Regions from separate parts of the Homo sapiens genome. Here regions 2, 3 and 4 are each linked to region 1. Evidence: chromatin contacts called from ENCODE Hi-C or POLR2A ChIA-PET data. All regions are on one chromosome and are shown on one strand. The core of a region is the stretch at or near the end of the contact, and the rest is flanking DNA. Distances in the headings are between cores, read along the strand shown.

Region 1 (3,406 bases), core at 360-2,859:
CCTCCCAAAGTGCTGGGATTACAGGTGTGAGCCACTGCGCCCGGCCGCTTTTTTTTTTTTTTTTTTTTTGAGATGGAGTCTTGCTCTGTCGCCCTGCCCAGGCTGGAGTGCAATGAGCCAGAGGGGCATACAGTGGAAGGATTAGAGGAGATCCAAGCATCCATTGACAATTTCCCGAGGCCCTCTGGGTCCTGCAAGTGGATGGCTTTGTGGCAGGAATTGCACAATTGCATAGCTTTTTTTTTTTTTGAGATGGAGTCTTGCTCTGTCGCCCCGCCCAGGCTGGAGTGCAATGGCACGATCTCCACTCACCGCAACCTCCATCTCCCAGGTTCAAGTGATTCTCCTGCCTCAGCTCCCAAGTAGCTGGGATCACAGGCAGGTGCCACCACACCCAGCTACTTTTTTTTGTATTTTTAGTAGAGACGGGGTTTCACCATGTTGGCCAGGCTGGTCTCGAACTCCTGACCTCGTGATCCACTCATCTTGGCCTCCCAAAGTGGGATTACAGGCATGAGCCACCGCCCTGGCTGGGAATTGCACAGCTTTCTCAGCCTGTCGGTTGCCCATGCCTGTCCTTTGTAAGTTGTCTGTTTTCCACTCCAGCCTCTGTTGCAGGCCAAGTTCTCAAACTCTACCACTTCCTGCCTATCTCATTGGGTGTCAGTTCGAATCCAAGGTCAAACCAAGGAAGGTACCTTTTTCTTCCACAAGGCAACAGGGCAATGAAACAGCCATTGAGTAGCATTTAAGCAGTTTATTTGCCCAAAGCCACATTCTAGTAAGTGGCAGAATTAAATAGTTAAGAGTCTGACAGGCGGTCCTGGGTTTGCACCCTGCTGTCATGTGCTGAGTGATCCTGGACAAGTTATTCAACTTAAGTCCCCAGTTCTTGGTTTCAGGGTCCACTGAGGCTTCTACCAGGTTGCTGCCTCACTCATTAATTCACACAAGAAAGTTGGGGACTCTTGGGGATTTGAAGCTGAGAAGCTGCTGTAGTGCAAAGGGCTGGGGTTGACTCCTTCAAGGGGTGGCTAAAGAAATGTTTAGAGTTGTTTAGAGTAGGAAGTGCTTCTCAGGTCCCATGGCCACGTTCTGCCTAGAAGTCAAAGGTCAGCGGGGGTCCACAGCAGGTTGGGTCCTGGGGAAAGCAGCCCCCTAGTGACAGTTAAGGCTCAGATGCCAAGTCCCACTCCAGGACTGAAGGCTTTCGGGCAAGCGGCCTAGGGTGTAGGTTTCCCCCATCCCAGTCCCTCCCTGCCTGCGCTCACTGGGCCCGGGAGGACACCCATTGTTCATCATGCTCTGCGCACCCTGATGTCTCTAGAGAGCCATTCATTCAACAGATACCTGCAGAGCAGGGCCTGCATATCGAACCTTTTCCCTAGCCCTGGCCTCCTCACACATTTTATGTGCACTTGCTGTGAGCAGTCCACAGTCTTTGGCGTGCACAGGGGCACAGGCTGTTCCGGAAGCCGCCAGTCTCCAAAGTTCTGGCGGGAGAGAAGGGAGGGGAGAGGCTGAGTCTCAAGCCGCTAGGGAGCGGCTCTGCCCCAGGGCCGAGGGTGGAGCTTTCTGGGTCGGCCGGGAAAGGGCTGGGCTTAGCCTACAAGTGAAGGCAGGGCAGCGTTGGCGGGCGCTCCCTTGAGAAGTCCAGGTGGCGGGCACCTCCGAGCCGATTCCCAGGATCCCCCAAGTGGCTCTGAGCTGCCGATCACCGGATGCCCCAGATTCCTGGGACCCAATCCCGGATTTCAGAACCTCAGGACCTTGCAAGTCCGAGCTAGGATTTCTCCCTGGACTTTAGATTCCTGGAACGGGACGTCAGGCCGTATTCCGGATCCCTAGATCCCGTGGGAGATTCTCCGATTCCGAACGGATTCCAGATCCCAAGATTCCTGATCTGCCGGCCCAGGCTCCTGCCCCGCCCCCGGTTCCCAGTGCGCGGCGCCCCGCGCCTGAGCGCCCCCGCATGGCGGGGCCGTGTCCCCGGTCCGGGGCGGAGCGCGCCGGCAGCTGCTGGCAGGACCCGCTGGCCGTGGCGCTGAGCCGGGGCCGGCAGCTCGCGGCGCCCCCGGGCCGGGGCTGCGCGCGGAGCCGGCCGCTCAGCGTGGTCTACGTGCTGACCCGGGAGCCGCAGCCCGGGCTCGAGCCTCGGGAGGGAACCGAGGCGGAGCCGCTGCCCCTGCGCTGCCTGCGCGAGGCTTGCGCGCAGGTCCCCCGGCCGCGGCCGCCCCCGCAGCTGCGCAGCCTGCCCTTCGGGACGCTGGAGCTAGGCGACACCGCGGCTCTGGATGCCTTCTACAACGCGGGTGAGAGCGCTGGGGGCGGGGCCGGATCCGGGCGGGACTCAGGGTCCTGGGAGGGGACCAAGCCGGGCTCGAAGGCTCAAGGGAGGGGCCGAGAGGGGTACCGGGTCTAGGGGACTTAAAGTGAGCTAAAGCTGAAGGGCTTGGGACAGGGCCGTGAAAAAAGTGGGATTTAGGGGATCTGGGGCGCGGCCGGGCTCGGGACGAGACAGGGATCCGGGCGCGGCTCTAGGGCTCGAGGTTGGGGCTTAGGCACCCTTCAGTCGGAGCGGTGCCCAGCCAGCGGGGCAAGGATGGGGAGGGGCTTTGGAACTCTGGGGCGGGGCGGGGAGCGGCGCGGGGCTGTGGTGTCTCAGGGGTGGGGTTGGAGAACTCAGCCTCACCCTCAGGAGAATGTCACGCGGATCTCTTGAGGACAATTACTGGGAGAGGAGCTTGGACTTAGGGAAAGGGGCCGGGAGGCTGGAGTTCAGGAGTCCTAGCATACTATTTCCAAGGATCGGGCTAGGAGAGGCAAAAAGAGAAGCGAAGGGGCCCGACGGGACTGGATACTGGGTGAGGGAGCTTAGGTTAAGTGGCCTCAGCGGCCCAGAAAGAATGGGCGGGGAAGGGGCGGGGAAGTGGGCGGGAAAGGATGGCTCAGGGGCGGGGCCAGAAGGAGGCTATTCCCCCGCGAGTCACTCCTCCCTCCAGCCAGCCCGGATGCTCGGCCCCCATACTTACTTGCTTATGCTAGAGTCCAGTAGCTGTGCTTCCTGGATGTCCATGAAATCGTAGCCTAAAATGAAGGCTGACCCGACCACTCGGACACAAAGATACAATTATCGACAGACACAAATCGCATACATGTTGACTCATGCAGGCCCTAGCAGACGCTGTCACACACACAGATACAGTCAGACATAGTAAGCTATACATGTCACAGATATACACATACATACATTTAGGCACAGCGTTGTCTATGCACACTGATGGTAGCCCCTTTCAAGAGCCTGTGCTGAAGACCAAAGGGAGGGGACTTCTATGTTTGCGCAACTCCCACCTCCTAAATGGCCCGTAACAGACTCAACTGGTCCACAGCCTCCCTTCCCCCATGC
Region 2 (3,406 bases), core at 627-3,126, 450 kb after region 1:
GGGCACCTGTAATCCCAGCTACTTGGGAGGCTGAGGCAGAGAATCACTTGAACCCGGGAAGCAGAGGTTGCAGTGAGCCAAGATCGTGCCACCGCACTCCAGCCTGGGTGAGAGACTCTTGTCTAAACAAAAAAAAAGACACTGGCTAAGTTACCGGGTCAAAGCAAGAAGGAGGAGAGCAAATGAAGCCACTTCAAAGGAGGATAAGATGGATTAATTCTGGCTGGAGTACAAGTGTAGCCAACGGTTTGAGTATCAGATGGACATATATTACCTTTTGACTTTGCAGAAGTTTCTTAACTCTGTACAACAGGAATAAGATGCAGTACCTATTTCTAGGGACCTGGTGAGGATCATGAGGTCAAGGAGGTGAGGCCTTTAGCAATGTATGGCACAGAGCAAGAGACCCACTGGCAGAGGGTAAACACCTTACAAATAGGAACCATGAACCATGGCTTAGTCTGTCTGCCACCTGCAATGCTGGGCACCAGATATGGCTAAAGGTACATAATCAGTAAAATTCTTGCTGAATGAAACAATCTAGTGGTGACTCAAGGTCAGCACACACAAACCCTTTATTTGCCCAAGAGTGGGTCTAAATCTGATTAAATCTGATGCTAGAACATATCTCAATGGTTTCCGTTCTTGCTTCTAGACAGTTTTTCAATTTGCTCAAAAATGAACTCGCTCCCAAATCCAGTTTTGTGCGAACAGTTTAGAGGAATGGAGACAGGAAGGCTTTTCACACTTGCAAATGAGAAACACTCTCCCCACCACAAAGGGCTTAGAAGTCCTTGGTCACCAGACACCTAGGTTACATAGGAATAGAAAGTTCAATGGAAACCTACCTCCAGTAAGACACAATCAGCCATGGACTCTGGGAAGCACACTGACCTGTCTAGGTGAGAACCATGTTGCATGATCTAGGCAAATCCTTGCCACTTCTCTGGCTCTGAGAATGAGAGTTCTGATCCTGACAGACTTTTCTACCGTTAACTTTGTGTTTGTTCCAAAAAAACCAACTCCAGAATCTGTAACAGTTGGCCCTTATTGTCGAGTGTGGGACACACATCAATCACACGACAAATACTTGTTGAATGAAAAAGCCTTATTACTGAGAACTTACGGTTCTTAACTACTCTCTGGAAACCGGTATTCGCAGCTGTCTCACAGATAAGGAAACTCAGGCTTGGAGAGATGTAAAGGTTCCAAGTTGGTAGGTGGTGGAAACTAATCGTGAACACAGGCCTCCTATTCCCCCATTCAAGGCCTAACAAGACCACGTGCTAACATCAGCCCGCTCCCCTACCACACACATTCGACGGCTCGCCCCAAGCCTTGGTGGATCCAAATCACGATATTTGCGACGGTTCTTACTAAGGGATGCTCCTTGGAAGCCGCCATCAAAGTGGAAACGGGGGTGGGGGCATATGTGAAACTAAAGGGGGATCCTAAGCTCAGGGATGCGATAATTTGCTACTACTGAGGGGCGCCGGGGGCCCGGGACTGATGCGAACCGGGTGAGACCTGCTGGCGGGTGGCCAGGCCGGAAGCTGGGCGCAGTGAGAATGTAGGGGCATCCCAGAAGCCCGCGAGCCGCTGGGGTGGGTCTCAGCCCTCGAAGGCAGAGAAGGGCGGAAGGAGCGTGGCCAAGGCCGCCGGGTGGGCCGACGCCGCGCGGGCCGTTACCTCCTGCACGCCGCCCTCGTGCTGCTGAGCCATGGCCAGCAACATGCCGTCGAACCGCTCCTCCTCCTGCTCTCCGCCCATCGCGCCGGCTCCGATCCACGTCCCGGAGCTCTGCACTCTAGTCCCGCGCTCTCTACGCTCCTGCGGGTCGCGCCGGGCCCAACGACTCTAGTCGTCCGCCTTCCGCAGCGGAGCCGGAAACACGCACGCGCGCGGCTGCCCAGGCCCGCCTCCACCTCCTCTCTTCCCGCCTTCCTCCCGGTTTGCGGCCATTGACCGTGCGGCAAGCAACCCGCTTCGCCGACCATTGGTCGACATTCGGAGCCAATCAACAAGCGCGTCCACGAAGCGGTAGGCGGAGCCGTGGGCCCGAGAGTTTGGCATGAGTTGCTATGGTCACCCGATGCCGTGGAGACTTCTAGAAAGCCCTGGACTCAAATCTGGCAGGGTTGGAAGTTAAAAAGGGACAAGTTTTGCCCCTCTCCCTTGCTAGCGACCCCCCCAGCTTGTAGAGCAGTGAAGCTGAAAGTAGCCTTACTCATCTCTTCCAATCCTAGAAGGGACTTACCACAGGACAGCCTCCTCCTCATCGACCTCACTGCGTACTTGACTAGGGCCAGCTTCATGGGAGTACAAATTGCAGTCGCACAGCACCCAGGCTTAGAAAGGCTCCACGCTTGATTTCATGGCCTTCTGTTATAGTCTTGAAATTCTTAATAATTTTGGAATAAGGAGACCCACATTTTCATTTTGCACTGGGCCCAGGAAATTATGACAGGTGCTGAAATTGACCTTCACTTCTGTTAATGCGGGGACAGGACCCAGCCATCCAAGCTAATCCCTCCACTTGTGCAATGAATCTCATCATCTTAGTCTTTTCAGGAACTCTATCCCTGTTAATTATCCCTTTTTTTAGCTTATGCATCACAAATATCTTTCTTCTTCCCTTCAATTTACAAACACGCTTTAATATCTTTTTGTTTGTTTTTAGAGATGGGGTTCTTGCATTGTCACCCAAGCTGGAGTGCAGTGGCACCATCTTGGCTTACGGCAGCCTTGAACTCCTGGACTCAAGCCATCTTCCCCACTTCAGCCTCCAGAGTAGCTGGGACTACAGGCTCACATCACCACGCCCTGCTGTTTTTTTTTTTTTGTTTTTTGTTTTTTGTTTTTTGGTAGAGATGGAGTCTGTGTTGCCCAGGCTAAGTCTCAAACCCTGGTCTCAAGCACTCCTCCTGCCTCAGCCTCTCAAAGTGCTGGGATTACAGGTGTGAGCCACCATGCCCAGCCCTGTTTTTATATTATTATTCCATGGCCCCACTTTCTTCTGCTGCTACCTCTCCAATTTTCAGCTCTCATTTGCAGCAAACTTGTTTGCTTGTTTTTCTACTCCCTCACCTCCCATCTCTCTACAGTATATTCTAGTCTATCTATTCTTCTTTTTTTTTTTAGACCAAGTCTCACTCTGTTGCCCAGGCTGGAGTGCAGTGACACGATCTCAGCTCACTGCAACCTCTGCCTCCCAGGTTTAAGTGATTCTCAGCCTCCCAAGTAGCTGGGATTACAGGCACCACTACGCCTAACTAATTTTTTTTTGTATTTTTAGTAGAGGGGTTTTCACCATGTTGGCCAGGCTCGTTTCAAACTCCTGACCTCAAGTGATCCACCTGCCTCGGCCTCGCAACGCGCTAGGATTACAGGCATGAGCCACTGCGCC
Region 3 (3,406 bases), core at 618-3,117, 370 kb after region 1:
CCCTCTGGGAGGTTAAGAGATCCACTTCGCAGACTGATAAGTGAGAGTGAAATTAACTCAGCTGGTGAGCAGCAATGTGGTAGCCAGGTCATTCACAGTGGGGACAGAGGAATGGGAGACTGAAGGGCATCTGGACAGGAAGAGAAGCAGATCTCACCTCAGATCTGGCTCTTTAAGGCCCCCCTTTCTGGAAGCTGATACCACACCTGCCCCCTTGGGGCCTGTTAAAGGGTATCACCTGGTTCCAACCTGGCCGAGCCATCTTAGTAACAGGTTGGGAGTTAAGCCTCTAGGTTCTGCTATGTAAGGATCCCTGGGTGAGCAGGTGCCAGACATCCTGTCCTGGTTATGTGAGTCAGGCTGTAATTTTTGCGAACCTGCATGACGGCATAAGAAAAGCTGTCTCCTAGAAGAAGAAGGGCCTAAGTATGAAGAGAACAAATCCTAAACCTCTCTGGGATTCCGTCTCCCCAAAGGTGAAACAGGCCTAGAGGGGGAATTCAGTGGTACAGCCCTGTGCCAGCCTCCACCCCATCCTGGGGCCTCATTATTCTGTCCTCCCGAAGGCACGGAGCTGGGCGGCGCCAGGAAGCAGCATCCTCAAGGGCAAGACTGCTCACAGCTCCGAGGGGCCCGGGAAAGGCCACGCAAGTGGGGGTGAGGATGGGGGGTGCTGCATCCGTGCGGCAGGTTCCAAGTGGTAAAAGTTTGCCGCCAACCCGTTCCTGGGATCTGAGCCCCCTCAAGAGTCCAACTCTTATAATGGAGACTTGATGCTACCACCTCTCACTCTCCAGATGGTCGGGAGAGGCGGCAACAGAAAGTGGCAGCTTTACTAGGGACCCAGCAGACGCCAGAAGCTCCAGGGAAGGGAGTTCCCGGGCCCTGGACCAGCCCCCCACACGCCATGACCGACCCTCGAACGCACCAGCCGCTAAGACCGCACCTCAGCCTCCTCTACTGGGCCCCTGGCCCCCAACTGCCTCTTCCTGCGGATCCGTAGTCCTTCCAGCCGGCGTCCGCGATCAGTCGGTCGGTCGGCACCTCGGCGAAGCTTGTCGGGGTGGCCAGGGGTCCGGGCGTGGAGGTCAGCGCTGCGGGGAGGCGGGGCCGCGGGGCGGGCTGCGGCGGAAGGGCGAGTCGGGCTCGGGGCCGTGGCCGCGCCGCAGTCGCCCGGCACCCCAGGGCACGCAGCCGCCCAGGCCCAGCGCCGAGGCCAGCAGCGCGGGGGGTCGGCCGCGGCGGCCGCGGCGCGGGCCCTTCTTGAGGCGCGACCCGTGAGCCGCCAGGTAGAGCTCGGCCTGCGCCACGCCGCCGCTCAGGCGGCTCAGGCTCTCCGCGCGGTGCGCCAGGCGCAGCTCGGCCGCCAAGAAAACGCGGTGCAGCTGCAGCACGCGGCTCTCCAGCTCCGACACCAGGCGCCGGCGGCCCTCCACCTCCAGCAGCCGCCGCCGTGCTTCGGCCAGCTCCAGCGCGCGGCCCCCCGCCCCCGCAGCCGCGCCAGAGCCCCCTCCGGGGCCGGCGAGCCCCGCGATCCCGCTAGCGCCCTGGCGCCAGCGCTGCAGCTCCTGGTCCTCGGCCGCGCCTGCTGAAGCCCCAGCTGCGTCCGGCAGCGGCGGGGACTGACCCGGGGTCGGGGTAGGAGTCAAGGTCGGAGTTGGGGGCGGGGGCTGAGAGGACGGCATGGGATCCCAGGGCGGCGGCGGCGACCTCTGCTCTGCCGTCCCCTCCTGGGCCCCCGGGCCGCAGGCGCTGATGCGGCAGCCCGGCATCCCCCGCCCCCCACCGGCGGTCTGCGGCTGTAGGTGCGCAGGGAGGATGACCACAGCACACCCGAACAGCTAGACACGGCCACAGCCCCCACCCCAGAGGCGCGCCCGCCGTCCGCGCATCTTATAGAACACGGGGCGGAGCGACGGGCGGCACAGCCAATCAGAGACAGGCACGCCCTGAATCCGCCCCGCCCCCCCCCCCCCCCCCCGCGCTCTGCACATTCAGGGCATTCCCCAAACCCTTCAGGTCCTGCCCTTCGCCGGATTCTGCTCCGCTAGGGCATCCGGTCCCCTTTCGCCTCTCCCCAAATTTTGGGTGCAAAGGGAGCCTCATCTTCCCTGGTTTGGCCCCTCAGAGTCATAAGCTCTGGTAGCTGGTGTTTAGAAATTCACGGAATCCGGTCTCCATCCGGGGGAGGGTCTTGCCTAAGGCCTCTGTGCGAAGAGAGCCTGGGCTAGAACGCAGGAGGCTTGACTCCTTGTGCCGTGCTCCTCCCACACCTCATGCTGCCCTTGGCCGAATCAGTTCTGCCCGGTCTCTCCTGGGCCATAGGGCTCTCAAGGACCCCCTTTCCCACCTCACTAGGGCAGTGGAAGGGTTAACGCAGAGGGGCGACTGCCGTCCTGGTGGGACGGGGATCTAGCTGGACTGATTCCACGATAGGTAGAGCGCTTTATTCGCAGAACAAATACCTCAGCGCTGCCGCTGAGCCTGCAAACCTTGGTGGCATCACAGAGGAGCCCCGGACCCCACGGTGTGCAAAGTTCTTTCCCTGCCCCGGCTCGTGTTTACTCCTCCCAGCCGGTGTTCCTACACATTTTAAAGAGGGGGAAACTGGCCGGGCGCGGTGGCTCACGCCTGTAATCCCAGCACTTTGGGAGGTCAAGGCGGTCGGATCACCTGAGGCCAGGAGTTCAAGACCAGCCTGAGCAACATGGCGAAACCCCATCTTTACTAAAAATAGAAAAAAATTAGCCGGTCGTCGTGGTAGGCGCCTGTAATCCCAACTACTCGGTAGGCTGAGGCAGGAGAATCGCTTGAACCTGGGAGGCGGAGGCTACAGTGAGCCAAGATCGCGCCATTGAACTCCAGCCTGGGCGACAGAGCAAGACTCCGTCTCAAAAAAAAAAAAAAAAAAAAGCCGGGGGCGGGAAGGGGGAAGGGGGGTGTGCGGGGGCGGGGAACTGACTGGCGGGGCGCGGTGGCTCCGCCACCACTTTGCGAGCCCGAGGTGGGTGGATCACCTAAGGTCAGGAGTTCTAGACCAGCCTGGCCAACATGGTGAAACCCCTGTCTCTACTGAAAATACAAAAAAATTAGCCAGGTGTGGTGGCGCACCTCTGTAGTTCCAGCTACTCAGCAGGCTGAGGGAGGAGAATCGCTTGAATTCGGGAGGCAGAGGTTGCAGTGAGCAGAGATTGTGCCACTGTACTCCAGCCTGGGCGACAGAGCAAGACTCAGTCTCAAAAAATAAATAAAAATAAAAAATAAAGAAGGGGAAACTGAGACCCTGAAGGGCAGTAGTGCTTTGCCCAATGTCTTATTGACGACTGGTGGCTGAATCCAGATTTTTGAATCTGGACAGAAATGCACGAGCTCAGCCATTCATGCCCTCTGGGGGCTCAGATACCTG
Region 4 (3,406 bases), core at 267-2,766, 350 kb after region 1:
GCCTCATCCCCTAGGTCCTGTAAAGTGTGAGAGCAAAACATGTAAACATATTTTTTTTAAATTATGTTTTGTCTAGACCTGCAGAAAAACATGTAAACACATTATTCGTTCTCTAGCTCCAGAAAGGAGCTGGGTCTGCATAGGTACAGTGGAAAAAACATGCACCACAGATTCTATAGCCCTGGTTGAGGACCAGGGCCTTACTAGTTTGCTGTGTGACAGTCGGGTAATCACAAAGCCTCTCTGAGCAGATCTCTCCTTCCCTAAATTGGCTATGCTGTACATCAACGCTCATCATGCTGTGGTTTGCGAGGCCAATCAACAGTGTCTTAGAAAGCCTTTACTTTAGGGCCGGGCACAGTGGCTCACGCCTGTAATCCCAGCACTTTGGGGGTCGAGGTGGGTGGATCACAAGGTCAGGAGTTCAAGACCAGCCTGGCCAATATGGTGAAACCCCCGTGTCTACTAAAAACACAAAAAAATTAGCCGGGCTTGGTGGCGCATGCCTGTAATCCCAGCTAATCGGGAGGCTGAGGCAGGAGAATTGCTTGAACCCGGGAGGCGGAGCTTGCGGTAAGCCAAGATCGCGCCACTACACTCCAGCCTGGGTGACAAAGCGAGACTCTGTCTCGAGAAAAAAAAAAAAAAAAAAAAAAAAAAAGGCCTTTACCTTGGTATGCAGAGTTTATTATTATTATTAATTTTTTTTTTTTTGAGGCGGAGTCTCGCTCTGTCGCCCAGGCTGGGGTGCAGTGGCGCAATCTCGGCTCACTGCAAGCTCCGCCTCCCGGGTTCACGCCATTCTCCTGCCTCAGCCTCCCGAGTAGCTGGGACTACAGGCGCCCGCCACACACCCGGCTAATTTTTTGTATTTTTAGTAAAGACGGGGTTTCACCGTGTTAGCCAGGATGGTCTCGATCTCCTGACCTTGTCATCCGCCCACCTCGGCCTCCCAAAGTGCTGGGATTACAGGCGTGAGCCACCGCGCCGGGCCCAGAGTTGTTTATTATACCTTTCCTAGGCTCTGGAAAACTGCCAGAGCATGAGCAGTGCTGTGCAGAGTTGATCACGTGGCTCAATCTCTTTGGGCTTCTGAAAATAGCAGGACAAGGCTAGGTGACTTCTCAATTTCTTCCAGCGCTAAAAAAAAAAAACAGAAACCTGGAATTTCTCAGTGGTCTGACTCTGCTACAAACTCCGCAGGTCACTTCCCTCCCTCCTGACCCTGGCGGGGCGGGGTGGGCGCTGTCCCTTTAAGTCCAGGCCCGGGCCAATCACAGTGAACAGAAGTTCTTTAAGGACCAAAGGAGGGAATTCAGCCTGAGAAGGAGGGCGGGGCAGGGGCGTGCCCTCTAGCCAATCGGAATCTCCCTAGAGAACAGTGACTCACGTGCAAAGCTCTACAGACCAGTGTCCGGAGCGTTCAGAGGCGGGGCGGCTCTCGCTGTTGGCAGCGGCCCGGACCAATGGGCACGTCGCCCGCGGCCTATAAGAGTCCGCTGGGCCGCGGGCTGCAGGCGCTAGGGTCGGTTAGTCGTCGCCGTCTGAGGTGTTCCCTGGCTTTGTCTCGCCGTCGTTGCCGCCCCGTCCCTGCCTTCGTGCCCCCCGCCTTGGCCCCTGCCCAGCCGCTCTCCCTGTCCTCCTCCCCTTAACCACCCCCACGGTTTCTGCCGTCGGGGCCCGGGGGCCGGGCGGATGATGCCGTCGGAGAGCGGAGCTGAGCGCAGGGACCGGGCGGCTGCTCAGGTGGGGACGGCTGCGGCCACGGCGGTGGCCACGGCAGCCCCGGCAGGCGGCGGCCCCGACCCGGAGGCCTTATCGGCCTTCCCCGGACGGCACCTGAGTGGGCTGAGCTGGCCACAGGTGAAGCGACTGGACGCTCTTCTGAGCGAGCCGATTCCCATTCACGGGCGCGGCAACTTCCCCACGCTGAGCGTGCAGCCCCGGCAGATCGTGCAGGTGAGAGGACGCCAGGCGGGGGATGTGGGGGAATCCCTTCTGAGGCTCTCGTGGCTGGAAGGCATTTGTAGTCTGTTTGACTTTCTAGACAGCTAGGGAAACTGAGGAACGGGGACATGGCTGTAACAATTGCACAGCATTATGAATGGTAGACCAGACCTCCCCCTGCATCTACTAATCCTTCCCCACCTGGCTTTTCCATCTCGACTCTTGGAGAACCCTGATTCCCCACGGATCACTCACCCAGGGCCTGGCTGGGAGAGGGGAGGAGGATGTCAAGGGCATTGGGGGAAGAATTTGTCTCTGCCTGCAAGGACAAAAGACGCCAGGTGGCCCTGGGTGGGTAAGTGTGCATGCTTGAGTCCAAAATAGCTTTTCCTTCCCTATCTGGGCATCCCTGGACCTCACCCTCCTTTCCTCTCTCGAGGTTCTAGGAGCAGCCTCTGCCATTGTGCTCCTACAGCCTTTTGCTGGAGAAACCCCCCCTTCCCCCTCCACCCCGTGGAAAAGCCAAGAAAACTTGTCAGGGACTCCCTCTCTCTCAGCTGGGGTTGTGGCCCAATATTTATTAAGCCGAAGGTCAGACCTGATACCCCACCCCCAAGGGCAACATTAAGTGACCAATTTAGGTGTTTCTTCTCCTTCCCAAGATTGGAAATGAAGGCCAACCCAGGCCTCAGGCCCCACGTCCTCTCTCTCCTGAGGAAAGGGAGAAGAGAATTCTGACAGCCCCTCCCTCCTCCAACTCTTCCCTTTATCTGAACCTCAACGACCCCAAGACTGCTTTTTCATCTGTACAGCCCAGACGCTGTCATGTTCTGAAATACCACAGTGTGGTCATTATTGTACCCATTTTATAGCTGGGGCAGTTTGCCACCCAAGATTACTTAATGAGGTGAAAATCAAACCTAGGGAATTTTGGGTCTTCCCAGGAGCAGATTACAGTAGGTTCAATGTTTTCCCACCCCTTCCCCGGCTCCCAAGGTCAACTTCTAGGTGTTAGGGAGGGTCCTTTGATAAAAGAAACCAAGAAACCCAGCGAGGACTCCTGTGCGTTCCTGCCAACTGATGGCTTCCTTTGGATGAAGTAGGCCTTTCCCCTGCCTCCTACTACCTTGGCTTCCCACAGAGGGGGAGGGTTGCCTGCTGGGGGATTACCTCCCCCACCCTCCCAAGGAACTAGGAACTGGAGGGGGCGGGGGCAGATTCTCCTTGGCTGACTCACACGCGGCCCAGTGGAGTTCGCCGAGGCATTCCTCGGCTGCTCGCTGTCACCTGGGTGATTAGGAAACCAGTCGAGGCTTTAATCCCCGGGACAGTCAAGTCATTCCTGGGGCCCCAGCTGCTGCACCTCCAGGATTGTGGCCCCAGGCATGGCAGGGAGGGGAAGGTGGAGCCCAGTGTGGCAGCCCCCCTCTGCAAGAACAAGGGATACCCTGGAAGGAGG

What was found. A loop is a pair of places that touch in the nucleus more often than their neighbours do. ChIA-PET counts read pairs that join two places held with the same protein, here RNA polymerase II (POLR2A). Pooled maps may share reads with other maps.
Region 2: a loop to region 1 is called in a pooled map, with 10 times the contacts of the local background. The contact joins the promoter of NUDC here to the promoter of MAP3K6 in region 1. A Hi-C loop is called at or near these places in 5 of 50 pooled maps. POLR2A ChIA-PET finds 5 or more read pairs at or near these places in 2 of 52 experiments (PC-9 and WTC11).
Region 3: a loop to region 1 is called in a pooled map, with 3 times the contacts of the local background. The contact joins the promoter of TRNP1 here to the promoter of MAP3K6 in region 1. A Hi-C loop is called at or near these places in 6 of 50 pooled maps. POLR2A ChIA-PET finds 5 or more read pairs at or near these places in 3 of 52 experiments (GM10248, WTC11 and activated T-cell).
Region 4: a pooled map shows a loop between it and region 1 (4-fold over the local background). The contact joins the promoter of TENT5B here to the promoter of MAP3K6 in region 1. A Hi-C loop is called at or near these places in 3 of 50 pooled maps. POLR2A ChIA-PET finds 5 or more read pairs at or near these places in 3 of 52 experiments (WTC11 and activated T-cell).

Annotation. Positions count from the first base shown.
Region 1 is chr1:27,365,164-27,368,569 of GRCh38, reverse strand. MAP3K6 (mitogen-activated protein kinase kinase kinase 6) reads left to right here and starts at 1,609. Exons shown (of 29, transcript NM_004672.5): 1 at 1,609-2,312. The coding sequence starts at 1,973. RefSeq lists enhancers at 743-1,684, 1,685-2,628 and silencers at 1,881-1,990, 2,021-2,240, 2,311-2,360, 2,951-3,020.
Region 2 is chr1:26,920,213-26,923,618 of GRCh38, reverse strand. NUDC (nuclear distribution C, dynein complex regulator) reads right to left here and starts at 1,876. Exons shown (of 9, transcript NM_006600.4): 1 at 1,690-1,876. The coding sequence starts at 1,770. RefSeq lists enhancers at 1,068-1,609, 1,730-1,849 and a silencer at 1,980-2,129.
Region 3 is chr1:26,992,153-26,995,558 of GRCh38, reverse strand. It overlaps TRNP1 (TMF1 regulated nuclear protein 1), which reads right to left and starts at 1,867. Exons shown (of 2, transcript NM_001013642.3): 1 at 947-1,867. The coding sequence starts at 1,772. The coding sequence ends at 1,089. RefSeq lists silencers at 1,535-1,594, 1,625-1,954 and enhancers at 1,370-1,870, 2,095-2,254, 2,008-2,507, 2,508-3,009.
Region 4 is chr1:27,010,960-27,014,365 of GRCh38, reverse strand. It overlaps TENT5B (terminal nucleotidyltransferase 5B), which reads left to right and starts at 1,516. Exons shown (of 2, transcript NM_052943.4): 1 at 1,516-1,959. The coding sequence starts at 1,696. RefSeq lists enhancers at 962-1,616, 1,617-2,270.